Linked DNA regions of Mus musculus: regions 2, 3 and 4 are each linked to region 1. The links are chromatin contacts, found by Hi-C or POLR2A ChIA-PET in ENCODE. All regions are on one chromosome and are shown on one strand. The core of a region is the stretch at or near the end of the contact, and the rest is flanking DNA. Distances in the headings are between cores, read along the strand shown.

What was found. Hi-C counts contacts between places; a loop is a spot of excess contacts on that map. ChIA-PET counts read pairs that join two places held with the same protein, here RNA polymerase II (POLR2A).
Region 2: a map of heart shows a loop between it and region 1 (2.9-fold over the local background). The contact joins the promoter of Abracl here to the promoter of Cited2 in region 1. A Hi-C loop is called at or near these places in 2 of 37 maps with a recorded cell type or tissue (both heart). POLR2A ChIA-PET finds 5 or more read pairs at or near these places in 3 of 5 experiments (Patski and embryonic stem cell).
Region 3: a map of left cerebral cortex shows a loop between it and region 1 (6-fold over the local background). The contact joins the enhancer-like site here to the promoter of Cited2 in region 1. A Hi-C loop is called at or near these places in 5 of 37 maps with a recorded cell type or tissue (adrenal gland, left cerebral cortex and v-Abl transformed pro-B cells). POLR2A ChIA-PET finds 5 or more read pairs at or near these places in 2 of 5 experiments (Patski and embryonic stem cell).
Region 4: a map of left cerebral cortex shows a loop between it and region 1 (4-fold over the local background). The contact joins the enhancer-like site here to the promoter of Cited2 in region 1. A Hi-C loop is called at or near these places in 5 of 37 maps with a recorded cell type or tissue (CH12.LX, adrenal gland and left cerebral cortex). POLR2A ChIA-PET finds 5 or more read pairs at or near these places in 1 of 5 experiments (Patski).

The regions. Positions count from the first base shown.
Region 1 is chr10:17,721,568-17,724,571 of GRCm38, forward strand. Cited2 (Cbp/p300-interacting transactivator, with Glu/Asp-rich carboxy-terminal domain, 2) reads left to right here and starts at 1,661. Exons shown (of 2, transcript NM_010828.3): 1 at 1,661-1,892; 2 at 2,371-3,004. The coding sequence starts at 2,379.
Region 2 is chr10:18,021,964-18,024,959 of GRCm38, forward strand. Abracl (ABRA C-terminal like) reads right to left here and starts at 1,289. Exons shown (of 3, transcript NM_028440.1): 1 at 1,104-1,289.
Region 3 is chr10:17,416,705-17,419,810 of GRCm38, forward strand. No RefSeq gene overlaps it. Among named protein-coding and RNA genes, the nearest start is that of Gm32656, 240 kb to the right of the region's middle. Within about 2 kb of position 1,618, at least 1 of the 3 ENCODE cell types and tissues checked has a DNase peak (open chromatin) inside an H3K27ac peak, as active enhancers do; it is left cerebral cortex, where a contact is called at or near this core.
Region 4 is chr10:17,330,140-17,333,145 of GRCm38, forward strand. No RefSeq gene overlaps it. Among named protein-coding and RNA genes, the nearest start is that of Gm20125, 240 kb to the left of the region's middle. Within about 2 kb of position 1,587, at least 1 of the 3 ENCODE cell types and tissues checked has a DNase peak (open chromatin) inside an H3K27ac peak, as active enhancers do; it is left cerebral cortex, where a contact is called at or near this core.

The sequences.
Region 1 (3,004 bases), core at 411-2,910:
GAAATACAGGAGAGAGAGAGAGAGAGAGAGAGAGAGAGAGAGAGAGAGAGAGAGAGAGAGAGAGAGAGACTGTTAGCTAGAAGGGTGAAAAAGAAACGAGATGGGGGAGGGGTACTGGCTCTTTACAGCAGGAAGTCGTCCATGGACATCGAGTTATGAAGAAACAACCGTACTCAGAAGTCCTTATTCGGAGCGCTAAACTCGATTTCACCACTTAAAGAGAGAGATACACGCTCCAAACAGCCTCATCCTGGTGTAGGAAAAATAACTCGCAAAGCAAGAGAGCTAGGACTGGATAGTGGCCCAGACCAGTGTTAGGGGTTTTATTTGCAAGTCAATGAGCCAAATGGGCGATCGGGCTCGTTGTGCTTCGTTCTGCAAGCAAGGTTATTATTATCACCGCCTATTGCTCCACTGAACAATTTCACTGAAAAGGAAGACTAGTAGCCGTGTGTGCGCGCACTGTGCCATACAGGACGTGCTGCTACGTGCCCACTTCCAAAACGACTTTATTTACAAAGCGATTACCAAGCTATCTATCTGTTTTCCTTTTGCAGCAGCAGCAGCCTTACTCAGCCCTCGAATTTCTTAATTACAAACCCGTTTGCTTCTAAATCAACCCCAAACCGTCAGGCAAGAGCCCGGAGGGAGGCTGTGCAAGTTTGCACACACCCCCACCTCCTGGATCAAGGGCAACAGCAGAAGCAAGTAACTGTGTATGTGCAAAAAGGTGGATCTGGGGACGAGGATCGCTGAGTTTGTTTACAGAGCAGGGACGCCTCAGCTCGGATGCCAAAGCTACCAAGAGCTGCAAACGCAAACTTAGCAGAAGCACACGTACTCCCGGAGCGTGGAGCAGGCCGTAAAGTGCGGAGCGGATTCCAGAACCCCGGGAGTGGAGCCGCCCCGGCCTGTGAGCGCGCTCGGTCCACCTGCAGCCGCTGCCGCTCCCCGCCCCCAACCCCTGTCCTTGAAAAGAGTGGAGGTGCGGAGCGGGGGTGAGGGGTGGGGAGTTAAAGGGTGCATCCACACTAAGAAAAATACCTCAGTTAGGTGTACGTGCTGCCTGTATATAAAAAAAAACAAAACCACAAACACAAACACAAAGGCGCGGCTCAGGAAAGCGCGCTCAGAGGACAGGACACGATCGGCCCAGGGCTTTAAAAATCTAACTCGGGAAAGCATAGCCATTCTTCGTAGGTTGGGAAGAGTTTGGCACCTAAGAAAACTCTGCAGGGCAGGGAGGCTGAGCGAACCCCTTTTTCCTGTAGAGGGCAGGGCAGATCACTAGGTAAGCCGGGTGAGCGAGCTGGGGGTGGGGAGATCTAGCCAGAAGGAGGTGGGGAGTGCTCCTTGCTCCTCTCCTGTAGATGCTTCCGTGCACTGGGTGGCCGGGAGGACTAGCTCCGTGTCCCTGAGGTGGCAGGCACAACCTCGCCTTTGGGAGCCAGAAAGCCACTTCGGTCCGGAGACCTGCTGGGCGGCGCCGGGGCGCGCAGCCGCTGCGCACGTGCAGCGCGGACTCGCGGACGCGGCAGAGGACCCGATCCAGGGTGCTGATGTTCCGGGATCCGTGTGTTTGCGCTTGCCGCCGGGGAGGCTGTCGCTCCGCCCTTCCTGAGATCCTTATATTAACAGTGGCCAAAGCCCGGAGAAACACAGCTCATTGTTGGCAGCTGCCTGGCGGTCTTGCGGAGCGGCTAGGGCAGCGGAGGAAAAGAAAAGGGAACGGCTCGGAATTTGCTCCAGCGGCTGCTGCAAGACCTCGGCGCCAACCTCGCACCGGCGAGCGCCTCACAGCCCATCGGCTGTCCCTCTATGTGCTGCTGAGCCGGTCCTGGACTCGACGAGCCCGCCTTCGGTGTTCCGAGCAGAAATCGCAAAGACGGAAGGTGAGCGCGGCGGGCGAAGCTAGCCAGGGCTGCTGCCAGCCTAGTCCTCCGAGGGCAGGGCTGGCTCCGGGGACAAGCGTGAGGCGGAGCTGGGGAATAACAACAGGATGTGCAACCACAGGGTGAGGAGGGCTGATTGAATGCCTGAAGTTCGCGGCCCGGCTCCGGGGCACTTCCTTTATTAGGCCACTTCAGGGAACCCAGGGGGGTGTGGGCTCCGGTCCCCCTCCCCCCGCCACACTTTCCCGGATCCTAGGGGAAGGGGCAGGTCGCTCAGCGCCAGGCTGTGCGGGTCCGGCAGGCAGCAGGTCCGCCGAGGTAGCGAGCTCGGGTGCACGGGCTGCTGGTGGGCTCTCTCGGGGGTGGTGGTCTGCAGCTTGAGACGTGCTCGCGGGTACGGGGGGCTACAGAAGTGGGGTGCGCTCTGGTGGGCGACACGTGTGGCGCGGGTCTCAGCGTCTGCTCGTTTCGCTTTCAGGACTGGAAATGGCAGACCATATGATGGCCATGAACCACGGGCGCTTCCCCGACGGCACCAACGGGCTGCACCACCACCCTGCCCACCGCATGGGCATGGGGCAGTTCCCGAGCCCGCATCATCACCAGCAGCAGCAGCCCCAGCACGCCTTCAACGCCCTCATGGGCGAGCACATACACTACGGCGCGGGCAACATGAATGCCACGAGCGGCATCAGGCACGCCATGGGGCCGGGGACTGTGAACGGGGGGCACCCCCCGAGCGCTCTGGCCCCGGCCGCCAGGTTTAACAACTCCCAGTTCATGGGTCCCCCGGTGGCCAGCCAGGGAGGCTCCCTGCCGGCCAGCATGCAGCTGCAGAAGCTCAACAACCAGTATTTCAACCATCACCCCTACCCCCACAACCACTACATGCCGGATTTGCACCCCACTGCAGGCCACCAGATGAACGGGACAAACCAGCACTTCCGAGATTGCAACCCCAAGCACAGCGGAGGCAGCAGCACCCCTGGCGGTGCGGGTGGCAGCGGCACCCCCGGCGGCTCCGGCGGCACCTCGGGCGGCGCGGGTGGCAGCAGCGCGGGCGGCAGCGGCGGTGGCAGCACCATGCCCGCCTCGGTGGCTCACGTCCCCGC
Region 2 (2,996 bases), core at 39-2,538, 300 kb after region 1:
AAGAAAATATTCACATTATACAATAGACCCAGGGCAGTCTAAAAGCCGGAGAGAAACCTCTCTTCGTTGAGAGATCAAGAACAATGAGAGGTCATAGCAAAGCAAACCTAAGAAAATGAGCCTGTCTGCGAGAGGCTGGGCCAGAAGACGGGCAGCGGCAGATGTCAGCCGGGCCTGTCTAACTGTCTCAGATTCTAATTAGGCTGTCTGAGTGGGTCTCACAAGGAGAGGGGCTTGGCACATGCTAGAAAGCTTCATCGATACACATTTGGAAAGGAATGTCAGGAGCCTTCTCTAGTTATGTTTTAAAACTCTAGAGGCAATAGGCCAAGGAAATAAAGCCTTCTAGAGTCGCCTGCTCGGGAACCGACAGCCAACTTTACACGCGAGCTAGGCGGTCTTCCAGCCTCCCTTCTATCACTAACAGCTGGCGCGGGTCAAAGGCTCACCTTCGTCCCTATTCGCTGGTTCCAGCTGACTCCATATTTGGTCATTCCTCCTACAAGTTTGAGGTCTTGCCAAATATGGATCCCCAAATCCTGAGGTCTGTGTGTACCACTCCCTCACTCCTGAACTGCATAGGGCTGCAGAGCCCGGGACCACAAGCGCTTCGTCCCTTTGTCTTCGCAACTCACCCTCCCTCGGTCCCCCACCGTCAGCGCACCCGAAGGCACAGCCCGGGAGCCCCACGAGTCCTACTTTCCCTTCCTCACCTGCCCTCCGCAGTGCAGAGAGCAATGTCATGACACCACTTCATTGCCCCGGGATCCCCCCCCCCAGTCTTTCCGCACCCCGTAACCTCACCCCCAGCCCCCCACCCAACCAAGCTGACGCCAAATGCAAAACCCACACGTTGCACCGCTGCAAACATCGATTGGGGCTGCCCCTCTCCTGGTCCGCCCCCGGCCGGCAAAACGTCACGTGAGCCCAGTGCGGAAGTGTGCTGGCCGAGTGGGGTTCCCGCCAGTGGGGTACAAAGGGCGCGTGTCCAAGGCCCCTCTAGCTGTACCGCGGCACCCCGAGGTCCTTACCCTCCACCCGGGGCTCAGACTTCCCAGACGTCGGGTCCAGCTTTCCCCCAGCGCCTTCCAGGACTAGCTCACCTCTCCGATTGCTTCCTTCTTCACGGAAGAGCTGCTGCTGCGTGGGTCTGAACCCTGTACTCGGCTTCCGCGCCCTGGGGAGGAACAGGCAGAAGAAGGAAGTGGCCCGGGCTAAGAGAAAGGCTGCAGTGGAGGAGGGAGGGGACAAGGAGAGGCGTAGGGGGCAAGTAAGACTAAGTGCTGTCTGGAAAGGGGCCGCCCATTCTCCCGGGACACGCCTAGGAGGAGGAAACCCGCGCCAACGCCAAAGCTGGAGGCAGGTTTCTAGGAATGCACACACAAAGTACCATCACCTCTCTCGTCCTACTCGTCAGGACCCACAGCCTAATGCATCTTCATTTCCTGACAGAGTATCTTACCCAACAAGAGAAAAAGCTCCCCCAGCGTGCTAAATTCTGAGATCTCCTAGGAAAACAGAGCCTCACGTGGGTTCTGTATGCAGAGCATTAGGCTCAAGACAAATAATAATAATAATAAAGTAAAAAAGACTCAATTTGCAAACACCTTCATTCTTCAAGGCCAGGTCTACCGATTTTGATTCTAGATCTTGAGACGGAATACATTTGTTTCGCTTCATTGTTTCCTACATTTCATTGACCATTCAAATCATTCAAATTCTTTTTATTTCCATCGTATGTACTTGCCCTACCCAGAGTTTTGAAAAAGAAACTCAACTTAAATTATTGTATAGGAATTGTAAATGTAATCATGAGGGAAATTTCTCTTCCCACCCCCAATTAATTACGAGTGTCCAAGTGTCCAAGTCATTGGTGACGTCCTCCGTGGAGGCAGGAAGATCTCTGTGAACTCCGGGTCAACCTAGTGAGTTTCAGCCCCCCCACCCCCCGCAGCCCCCACACACACTCACAAATGTGGCCTAGTCTTTGTCAACCTCATCAAACAGCAGCCACTCCACAACAATGGTGAAACTGATCATTTGGACCAATCAAATCTCCCTTGGAAATTGAAGGTGGTACAGGTAGAGAATGAGCCATCTGGGTGAGGCTGGAAAAGGCCAGGTCAGACAGAGGCCCAAAATGGACTTTCATTGAGCAAGAAAGTTGACTTTGTGCAGAAACCAGGAAGGGGGGGGGGGGTAGAGAATGGAGAGAGGTGGAGCGGGGGAGGGGCTAAGGAGGGAGAGGGGCAGGGTGGGAGAAGGGGAGGGGAGGGGGCAGAAGAGGGAGAAGGGAGAGAGAGAGAGAGAGAGAGAGAGAGAGAGAGGAGAGAAGAGAGAGGAGAGATTGGGAAGGTGGGTGGAGACTGGTGGAGGCCTTGGGGAAGTCCAAGGACAATCTGTGAGAAGCTAAAAATGTAATAGTCAGAAAGACCTGTTTTCAGGGGATGTGAGAGTAGCCAGGTCCCCTAAGCTGTGCAGGGTCCATGCTCTCCCCAAGCAGTGGCCTAGTTGCCCTACAGGATCAAGGTTTGCCATGTGAATGTGAACCTGAGTGGTTAGCTGTCCTGTAACTGTTGTCAAACTTACAAAATCTTCTAAGTAAGGACTGTAAGATCCTTCAAGGCCTCTTTTTTTCCTCTCAGAAGGGAGCTGAAAATTTATAGTTTATGTCTTTTAAAATGTGTTGGGAGCCGCGCCCACATTCGCCGTTACAAGATGGCGCTGACAGCTGTGTTCTAAGTGGTAAACAAATAATCTGCGCATGTGCCGAGGGTGGTTCTTCACTCCATGTGCTCTGCCTTCCCCGTGACGTCAACTCGGCCGATGGGCTGCAGCCAATCAGGGAGTGACACGTCCTAGGCGAAGGAGAATTCTCCTTAATAGGGACGGGGTTTCGTTTTCTCTCTCTCTTGCTTCTTGCACTCTGGCTCCTGAAGATGTAAGCAATAAAGCTTTGCCGCAGAAGATTCTGGTCTGTTGCGTCTTTCCTGGCC
Region 3 (3,106 bases), core at 368-2,867, 300 kb before region 1:
GGTCTATTTGCCCCAATGTTTACAAGTCAAATTTGGTGTTCCCACCAAGAAATAATTCATCTTCCAGGGACAGAGTTACATTAACCAAGTTTCCAAACACTGGTGTATAAAAACTGCAATACTCAGTTTTTGTTTATTTAAAATGAAATTTGGGGCAGGGATATAGCCAAATGGGTAGATGGTGGCAGTGATGGTGATGATAGTGATGATGACAGAGGTGATGGCAGTGATGGTGATGGTGACAGTGATGATGATAACCTGAAGCTCACTCCTCTAACAAGTATAAATGCTACTGAAAAGGGTGGGTTTTTGTTTGCTAAACATGGAACCACACACAGTTATGGATTTTACTGTACTGCTGCCATTATGCTCTCAGAGCTGTGTACTTTCATCTTCATGGAGACAGACAAAGACTCAAATCACCCTAAACAGAGCTTCCACAGAGAACACTGGTGTTCCTTCTTTTCTCAGTTCTTTCTCCCTAGGCTATTTCCATATTTCCTATTGAAATTCAGTGTCTTTCAATGTATTAAAAGAAATTTTATGGCAATTGTTCACTAGAATTAACATTGTTTTGTTTGGTTTTGTCATACCAACCTTCCTTAAGGCTGGCAAGTTACCTATAATAGTTGGCTTAAAAAGTAAGTAATGAATCTAACCAGGGATGGGACCGAGATGATTTAAACCTCAAGGTTACTCCATTACAGTCTGAGTTAGGAGAAAATGACACCATCATTTTAAGAATTTACTGGATGAAAAGATCACTCCAGAGATAAAATGTTTGCCTTATGAACGTAAAGACTTTTTTTATCTTAAGAGCCCACATTTAAAAAGCTGGGCATGTGGCCTACAACTGTAATTTTGGTGCTGGAGAAGCAGAAATAGTCAAATCCTTTGCAAGTTGGCCAACCCAACCCACTTTTCAAGTTACAGAGCACTGAGAGACTCTGTCTCAAAAAAAACAATGTGAGACCTGTAAGATGCCCTCACAAGTACAGACACTTGTCACCAAGCCTGAAGCCATGAATTCAATCTCCAGTCTCTAAAACCTACATGGCAGAAGGAGAAAAGAACTGCATCTTGTTCTCTTGATTCCATATATGTGCCATGCATGCCAATAAACAGATACACACACAGACAGAAGGAGGTGAGAGAGAGACAGAGACAGACAGACAGACTGAGAGAGGGAGGGAGATACACAGAAAGAGGCAGAGAGAAACACAGAGAGAAAATAAATAAAGTAATTTTAAAGCGTAATAAAAATATAACAAAGTGGGCAGTGTCAGGGGACAGACAGAATTGTTCTCCAGTCTCCACATGCTTGGGTATGTAGTGTGAATGCATGCGCACACACACAACACATGCACCTTCACACACATGAACATGCACACACACAGAAACACAGACACTGGGATTGTGGCTTAAGACAAACATGAATATTTCTAAAGTGATTCATTATATTGTTCATAATCTAATTCTTGGAGTTCCTGCCCTGTACTCTGTCTTTAAGCAAGCAGTTGCAGTTCAGCCAGTAGTCATTGCTATGTGCTCCAGTTTTTAGTTTGAACTTGGAGGGAGGCACACATTTTCTTCTGTTGTACTGGATTACATAATGGCTCGATGTACTAACTTTAGTGACAGAAACCATAAAATTGGCCCCACGTCAGAAAGTTCTCCTTTTCCACTTCACTGGCTGACTCAAGGCGGAACCACTTAGCCCAGGGGTCTTTTGTGAGTTTGCTGCTCCACTCTGAAAGTCACCTACCTCTCGGGCTTAAGAGCTGCATCGTTTTGTGGATTTTTCTGCTAGAAATCAGACAACCAATGGCACTCTTTCATCTGGTTTCTAACCAGGGTTTGTAGCCATCTAATTCACAAAATCTGGAGTTTCCATTCATGTCATTTGGCTTCCCTTTCGCTTCCTCATTGAATGTCAACCATAAGCTTTCCCTGGCCTTACACGTTTATGAGAGTTCTGGCATCTCTCAGACATTCAATATAATTGGTGTTAAAATTATAAAATCGTAGCTCTTTTAAAACAACATTTAAGAGTGTGATCTTTAAAATAAATGTATGCTTAAATCTGTCCCCATTTGGCCTTTCCACCTTTGCAATTACATTCTTTTCCTCCTTCAACATAATACTTTTATATTTTGAATAGGAACAAAAATAACAATGTGGTTATGTACACAGACTGAGACCACCAGAAATTACTGTGAAAATTATACAAGCTGGCCTAGCATCCATTGACAAGACACTCAGATTTTCAAGCCTCTGTGTACTGTTTCATCTTAGAAAATGTCCCTAGAGTTTGTTTACCTGGATACTCGTTCTATTCTTCCTCAGTTTGAAGGTGCATTCTAAGGTTTCTCTGTAGAGATATTAAGTTCCCTGCTTGTTTCCAGGGCACAATACTCAACCCAAGGACTTCTGAGAATTGCCTAGAATCAGAATCAAGATACAATCACTCTCTGCCCCCTTCTATATTTGGAATACACTGAAGCTCTGTTACGTGTTCATCTACAGTCACTTAGGTAGAAATCAGCTGCATGACCATACCTCAACATTCCCCAGCTGTTAAGATGGCCACCAAAATCCGACAACAAAACACTCACTCTATGATGAGGTCAGCTGTAATTTCAGAGGAAATTTCCCCAGGATAAGAAAGGAACCACACAATATAGAAAACTTTGAAGAATGGTGGCATCCTTTATGGTAAATTACAATTTTAGAAGTCCATTAAACAATAAAATTTTAAAATTCAGTAGCACATTTCTCCTAGACTACCTTAATGAGAAAGTCTCCTCTACCATAAGGGCTAAACTTCCATGATGAACTTTGCCAAACACTGGCTGGCTGAGATTCACTGTCAATCTCTTTCAGCCCTCATTGACTAATGAAAGATATCCCATCATAAGCTTCATCACTGTGGGGGTTTGAATATGGTTGGCCCAGGGAATGGCACTATTAGGAGGTTGGCCTTGTTAAAGTAGGTGTAGCCTTGTTAGAAGACATATGTCACTATAGGGGTCAACATTGAGACCCTCCTCCAACCTACGTGGAAGTAAATCTTCTCCTGTTTGTCTTTGGAACAAGTTGTAGAACT
Region 4 (3,006 bases), core at 337-2,836, 390 kb before region 1:
GACACGGTGATATTTCTGATTTGAACATAAAGTTTCTTTGAGGGAAATAATCAAAAGAAAGAGGGACTACCCATCCAATGGGATTAGAAACAGACGAGGGCCTGGAAGCTTCCTTGGGGACAGATGTACTCACTGAGCAAGAGAGGAGGAGAGAGGGCCAGGTCGCTGGCTTTTTCAATCTCTTTGTCAGTGGATTATAGATGTAGCTATAAGTTTAACTGTGTTGCCTCATTAGCTGTGTGACTCTGGGCAAGTTCTTTCTGTCTCTGATTTTGGCTTCCTTTACTATAACATAGGGATGACAGTATAACTATACATGTGTCCTGAGTTTGTTTTCCCTGATTCTCTGAGCACTTCCCTGGTTTCATGTTTTGATGTGCCCCCTTGTTTTTATTGCTTTGGCTCCCAAGAGTATGTATAGAGGGGGTGTGTCTATATTGCTTTCATCTCCTTAATAAAATCCAAGCTTGAAGAGAGGAGAAAAATATACAGTGGACTCCTTGCATGTCCCTTTTAGCTGCTAGAATGTAGGTCCTATAGCACTGGACAAATACGTGCTAAACAAATGAGGTTGTTAAGACCCAGCCACAAAAATTCCCTCTGCTGTGGATCAATTACACAGAGTAGGAAGAAGCAGGGGTAGAATAATTTAGCCAGGGTCTGGGTGTTTATTTCCAGTTCATCTGTGGCTATATATAGGCTCTATTACAGTGAGACTGATAAAGGAGAGGTGACATTTTGGAAGGAGTGAAGAAAATTTGGGTATTACAGCCCAACATTTGTCTAGTCCTCAGTTGATAGCAATACACATTTCCTTCCCCCTGGCTAAATTTGGATCAAATGCTGGCTGAGTGCACAGAACAAGCCAGAAAGGCATTGTACCTCTATTTTGTGACATATGAGCTCCCTGCTTTAATCTCCCCTCTACTGTATAAAAGAAGATCTGAGGCTGTTAGCCTTCAATCCGGTGATTCATGCAGCTGGCACACAATAGATCCCACCTCTTTCCTCACTGCCACACAGTACCAAGCTAAACAAAATGTCTTAGAAAGCTCCAGTACATGGAGCTGGCCTGTCACAGCCCCTCCCCTCCCCTCCCCCAGTTCTCCCCTCCCTCACTTCTTCTTTTTTTTTTTTTTCTCTCCTTTCTTTTTCTTCTTGTATAGAGCAAAAGAGTCCAAATGCCTAGCACCTGCCTTTTTACTGACATTTCCACAAAGGTAAAGAATGAACCTTTTGTCAGCTCCATCCAAATGATCTGTTCTGAAACAATGAGATAAAACAGCCTGGGCCCCTCTCCCTGATACTCGATTATAGAGCAGAAGATTTTATTGATTTAATGAGGGATCGAGGTTTTTTGCCCAGCACCCCTTGTGGCAGAGGAACAAGTCTTACTGGCAGGTACCTCCGCAGAAACGCTTCTTTCAGATCCGTTGGGTTATTTTTTAGAAGTGCATCTTTCTGGTTTTGGCTCTGAGAAGACCCACAGCAAAACTTCCCGGGCTACATGAAGCAGTCAAACTGCCTGCAGTGATTTCAGTATGTATCTCCAGGCAGGGAGAGGCACAGAGGGGACGCTGCTCAGCGCTGCAGGGGGAGGTGGCAGGAGAAAGCAGTTTGAATAAAGAAGGAGAGTCAGGGAGAGGAGACAGAAAAAGAAATGACGTTTCTCTCTGCAAGAGTCTGTGTGCACACCTATTATTTCTCAGTGCTATCTGTGTCTATTTCGGCTCGGTCCCTAACCCCTCCTCCCTGCTCACCACCCTTCCGCTGCCCTTCCCCCTCCCAGTCCATTACCCAAGTTTGATCAGAGAAAAAAAAAAGTAGGGAAGGGGCTTCAGGCACTGTGGTCCCTGTGGCCCTTTCTCTGCACAGCTCCATAATCTTTTTGGCTTTTGTTCTTTTCCTCTTTGGGGGGTCTCATGATATTATTATTGACATTTTCATATGGTAATCATTTGAATTCTGTGTGTCTTCTTTTCTCACTGCCCTATTTTTTTACATAGCATCTGACTTCATTGTCCACTGAGCTGTGGTGAAAGGGACACTGCCAGTCACCTGCTGACCAAATTTAAGCAGCCATCTACTATTCAGACCAATTGTGCTGTTTGTTCATAGACTGGACAGCCAGAATTCCTGTTAATGCAAGCCTATGTCTCCATACACGGTGTACATTTATTTAAATAGATTTATGCATTCCACCCATAGATTAAACCCCCCACCACAACCACCATCACCACCACCAAACTCCCCCTGGTGTTACTGTTTCTCTGATAGCTAGCTTGAAAAGAAACAATTCCTAAGAGCTTGTGGTTTCCAAAAACCCAGCCCTTCCCCCCTGCCTTTCAGTTTACACAAAATGAGGGCCCGCCCCTCCCCCACAGCCTCTCTGCTCTTTGCCTCAAGCCAGTCTGAAAGCAGGGGGCAAAATCATTACTTCCCAATTACCTTAAGCCATGCAAGATAACCTCTCTCAAGGGCTGCTAGTAAAATATGCACACGGTTCCAGTGTCTAGACAGTTATGAAATATAGGTGAAGGGCTTGGCCGCTGCCGGAACCCTGATGCATCCCAAATGAAGTGCTTTTATTAAAGAAGTATAATCACCATGATAACTAATTACGTCAATACCACATAGTTAATTAAACCCATTATAGTTACTACTCCCTTGGGGGAGAGGTCAAATAAAGCCACTGTCTTCTTGATACTACTGTGATAACAAAAGAAGGAAAAATTAAGAGAAACAATGCAGATCTCTTGTCTTCTGCCCCCTACACACCCTAATATTCACTGTCTATTAAGTCACATAAGAGGGTTTCCAAGTGTAACTTATACCTGAACATCGCTAGGTTTTCAAAAGACCACTTCTGAACATACGTCTCCCTTGAGTATAAGCCTCCCAACTGTTGGCTTGAAGAGTGAATGAATGAATACCACTGAGGTTTTACTAATATCTTGCCAAGAGACATGATGGAGAGGAGGGCTTATGTTTCAGTTCATGCTAGTT